Linked DNA regions of Homo sapiens: region 1 is linked to region 2. A link is a loop called in an ENCODE intact Hi-C map of the cell type or tissue named here. Cell type or tissue: Calu3. All regions are shown on one strand.

Region 1 (2,500 bases), 84 kb before region 2:
GGTTCTCAGCAGTGACTTGAGCCAGGGGACCAAGGCTCTTTTGTCAATCTTGACTAATTTGCCTCAACATTTTCCCAGGCAATTGTTAATCAGCTTTCTCATTGTAACCTTTGCCTTCTGATTGAAGAAATTTCTCCAATCTGGGGCAAATACCAAAAACTAGTTTGGGGATTTTTAATTTTGAAGGACCAGCAAGTTCTCCCTTTGGTCTACCCAACCTTCAATAGTGTTGTATTAAAACCTTTGTGGTGTATATATATATTTCAATACCTTTTGGGGTACAAGTGGTTTTTGGTCTCTAAGAAGCTCCAAACTTTCCCTCATTTTCCTTTCTTCTTCTAAGCCATCCGAAGTCTTTCAACCTGCCACCCAATTCCAAAGTTTCTTTCATATTTTCAGGTATTTTTATAGCAGTGCCCCACTCCTTGGTACCAATTTTCTGTACTAGGCTGTTCTTACATTTCTATAAACATCAAAGTCTGGGTAATTTATAAAGCAAAGGTGTTTAATTGGCTCATGGTTCTGTAGGCTTTATAGGAAGCATCGTGCTGGCATCTGTTCAGCTTCTAGGGAGGCCTCAGGAAGCTTGCAATCATGGCAGAAGCTGAAGAGGGAGCAAATGTCACGCACAGTGATAGCAGGAGCCATGGGGGGGGGGGGAGGTGCCACACCCTTTTTAAACAACCAGATCTTGTGAAAACTCACCATTGTGAGGACAGCACCAAGGGGATGGCATTAAACTACTCATCAGGTATTCGTTCTCATGATCCAATCACCTCCCACCAGACCCACCTCCAACATGGGAGATTACAATTCAACATGAAGCTTAGAGGAAACAACATCCAAACTACATCAACATCTTACTTTATACACCCTGTATGTAGAATTTTTTTTCTCTTATATCTACTAGTTTTAATCACATATATTAACTACTATTCTCTTAGTAACCCTCATTTCTGTTGAAAAACCTAGGATTACTTAATGCTGGGAACAAGCCCTAAGCCTGTCATAAATAGGCCTTAAAGAAACTGGCCATAAACAGGATTTCTGCAGCAACGCGACATGCTCGTGATGGCTGTGATGCACATGGCTAGAAGTTGTTGGTTTACTGGAGCAGGGCAAGGAACGCCTGGCCACCTAAAGTGGGAAACTGCTCAAACCACAAACAATAGCAGGAGCAGGCTGTGCCTTAACATGTTTTTGCTGCTGATAATCAGCCAGAACCTGTTTCTCTACTCCTTGCTAAGAATGCTTTGTTTCCCGTAAGGAATGCTTTTAGCTAATCTATAACCTATAGAAACAATGCTTATCACTGGCTTGCTGTCAATAAATATGTGGGTCAAACTCTGTTTGTGGCTCTCAGTTCTGAAGGCCGTCAGCCCCGATCCCACTTTGTACTCTATTTCTGTGTCTTTGTCTTCAATTCTTTAGCACCGCTGGGTTGGGGTCTCCATGACTGAGGTGGTCTTGGTAACTTAATTTAACCTACTGTTGTGGCTTCTTCTCTCCAGTAGTTCAGCAAGTGGGAGGGAGCAGCACCCAGTGGATTTTTTGCTTCCATAGTTTGGTGAACAGGAGGGAGTGTTACAGCTCTTTTACTTGCACCATCTGCAGCTCAGTGAGCCAGCCAGGTGTGTCACAGCTCTTTTGCTCCTGTAATTCAGTGAGCAGGAGGGAGTGGCACCCTATGGCTTCTTCTCACCTGTTGTTTTGCAAGCAGGAGGGAGGGTTATAGCTCTTTTTCACTCCTGCTCCCTGCAGCTTAGCAAGTTCTGGGTTCCAAGAAGAATAAGGTATGCAAACACTGGAGAGCGAGTAAGGCAGAGAAGAATTTTATTGAGCTACAGAAGGAAAGGTCTCAGCTGTGAGACGTGACCAAGAAAGCAGGTAGCTGTTTATGAGGCTGAGTCTGTGGTTTTTATGGGCTTAGAATGGGGGAATGCATGCTGATTGGTCCACAGGTGGGCTTGGAGAGAGCACCATTTGATTGGTTAAAAGGCATCATCCAGAAGGAACCAATTGAGAGAAAGTGGATAAGATGGGGACAGAAGTTTTCACTCCAGTCGTGGACTCTATCCAGAACTAGCTGCTCAGTCCTCAGGTTGAAGGTCGAGCCTTACCAGCAACCCGTCCCTGTCTGCCTAGGAATTTGTCTGTCTCCTGTTGCTATCAATAACATGACTTTAAAAATTAAATTACTGAAGAGAATTTAGAGACTAGTTTTATTTAACAAAGATCATTGAAGTCACATGAATTAATGGCATTTGAACTAGCTTCTATTTTCCTGAGAAAATATTTCATTGAAGCACTTACTTTTCTTTAAGCCAATTGATTAGAGCTCTTTCATATAACTCGGTAGTGAACTATATCTAAATGATACTAGAAACATATACACATGGCCAGGCATGGTGGCTCATGCCTGTAACCCCAGCACTTTGGGAGCCTGAGGGAGGGAAATCACCTGAGATCAGGAGTTCAAGACCACCTTGACCAACGTGGA
Region 2 (2,500 bases):
TCTTTTACCATTAATTTTTTTTAATGTGGTCAGCTTTATCAATCTTCCTTACCTTGTCTGGATATTGAGTCATATAAAGATTTTCCACATTCACAGCTTATAGAGGAATTCACTCACATTTTCTTTAAGTATTTTTGTCGTTTTATTTTTGCATTAATATCTTGTCCATGTTGAAAATATCTTGATAAATTGTGACAATAGTAAATATGATTTTATCTTTTTTCCATGTAGTTATCTGGTTATCTCCAATACTGGAATATTATAAAGTCCAGCTCATTCTCACTGATTTAATATGCCCCTATACCAATTCAAAAATAATATTTAATAGAAAATAACAAGCTGATTCTGAAGTTCACATGGAAGACCAAGTGTATAGACTAGATCCCCCTCCAAAATATTTTTGCTGAAAATAACAATAAAAGGGCACTTACCCTACCAAATATCAAAATATAATGAGAAACTGCAGCAATTAGAACAGCATAGTACTGACATTGGACTAGAATTAAAGATCAAAGAACCATTAAAAAAAAAGAAAGAAAACAGAGCCCTGTATAGTTAAAAATGAAGTTTATGGTGATATGGTTTGGCTGTGACCCCACCTAAATCTCATCTTGAATTCCCATGTGTTGTGGGAGAGACCTGGTGAAAGGTAATTGAATCATGGGGGCAGGTCTCTCCCATGCTGTTCTTGTGATAGAGAGTGAGTCTCACGAGATCTGACAGTATTATAAGGGGGAGCTTCCCCGCACAAGCTCTCTCTTTGCCTGTTGCCATCCACATAAGATATGACTTACTCCTCCTTGCCTTCTGCCATGATTGTGAGGCCTCCCCAGCCACGTGGAACTGGAAGTCCAATAAACCTTTCTTTTGTTAATTGCCCAGTCTCAGATATGTCTTTATCAGCAGCATGAAAATGGACTAATCCATATGGTAAAAGTGGTTTTAAATCTTTGGGGAAAGAATGGATACTACTTATTAAATTTTATCAAGACAACTAGCTGTCCTTTTATGAAGAGAATTTATTTCTGGTTTGTTTGTGTACATATGGAATGTTATAGTAAGAGAAAATTTTGGGCCTTCCCTTTTGATCCATGGATTTAATAGCTTAATACCTCATGTATTGAGACTCTTTTTGGAGTGTTGCCAGAAAAAATTAGAAGGATCTTAGGCTTAAAAGCATAAACAAATTTATTATGATGATATGTGATGATATGAGAGTAAATATATGAGAGTAAACATATGAGTATGATTGACTGACAGGGATGAAGTAGAGAAGTGAGCTGGACACTTCTGGTAATAATCACTTACACCTAGATAAGCTTTTGTGAAAGGAAGTGCTTAACTTAGCAATAACCTGCTCTCCAGCTGTGCCAAGTACTTAACAGTGTGCTGGGAATTCCAGGATGCAAATATTGTCCTATAACTGGAAGAAGCAGCTGCTTACCGTTAGGGGGCCCTCTGTCTGTCTGTCTGAGAATATACCAGATGGGTCTAATCGTGCACTGCCTTCTGGCTTCCCCATCCCTACTCCCAGCTCTCTGGGCCAAGGGGTAGCAGAAGGCAGCAATTAAATAAACTTGGGTGTTTTTTTGTTTTGTTTTGCTCTTGATATAAATTTATGTTCATTGTCATTAGGTCTAACCCAATGTAAACAGGAAGAAGATACATTGTAATGAAACTGCATAAACGGAAAGATACAGAGAAAACCTTAAAAGAAGTGACTGGAAGGAGAGGAGGAAAAGAGATGGTAGCTAGAGGAAGATTTAGGAAAAAGAGAGGGTTTTTTGGTTTTGTTTGTTTTGTTTCTGAAAGTAAAAGTGATTTGAGGCAACTTATGCTGAGGAGGAGGGAACTACTTTTTTTTTTTTAAAGTTTAATACAGAGGAGAAAATTCTGTCCATCATGATGACCAATGGTAAGCTTCAGTTACATTTAAGCTACTAGTCCTAGACCTCTCCTTCAAGATCTATATTTTCAACTGCCTATGGGACTTTAGCCTTATCTGTAATGTCTGAATTTCTTAAAAGGAGAATCCATTAGTGTATTTAATGAGTAATTGGAAATTAATTTAAACCCAATGTAGGAAAGAAGAAAGTTATAAATGATGAGATCAGAGCCTAGATGACATAAGGAATAGTCTTGAATAGAGAGGAGTGAGTAGGGAAATGAGAGTAAAGACACAAGAAAATGCATGTACAAAATGCAGCAAAATGTAGCGTCCTCCTCTGTGAAGTAGTATGCACATTCTCCCACCCTCTGGGCATCCATGTAAATGACCTTTTCTAACGTTGAGGGTTGGTAGTGCTTCTGAGGTTTTAGTGAAAGGAAGTGTGGCCAGGTCTCATGCTCCACCTATTGGTAAATTAAATTTGTTTAGCCATTTCTGGCTGTGTGTAGCCATTTCTAGGAAGCTATCATGCCACAATCTGTGAATTAGAGCACCTCTTCTAATCTGAACCTAGAAAAGCTTTTGCAGGGTAGCTTGCCATTATGACCTGGC

What was found. A loop is a pair of places that touch in the nucleus more often than their neighbours do. Peaks named below come from ENCODE experiments on the same cell type or tissue, not always from the same donor. Only the 100,000 strongest peaks of a DNase experiment are listed, where the experiment ranks them.
Region 1: a loop joins it to region 2, with 2.9 times the contacts of the local background. A loop is called at or near these places in 2 of 110 quality-filtered maps.

Annotation. Positions count from the first base shown.
Region 1 is chr15:62,208,687-62,211,186 of GRCh38, reverse strand. No RefSeq gene overlaps it. Among named protein-coding and RNA genes, the nearest start is that of C2CD4B, 45 kb to the right of the region's middle. In Calu3, no CTCF peak of the experiment used is centred here; DNase peaks (open chromatin) are centred at 1,146 and 1,626.
Region 2 is chr15:62,124,904-62,127,403 of GRCh38, reverse strand. No RefSeq gene overlaps it. Among named protein-coding and RNA genes, the nearest start is that of C2CD4B, 39 kb to the left of the region's middle. In Calu3, a CTCF peak has its summit at 1,455; a DNase peak (open chromatin) is centred at 1,453.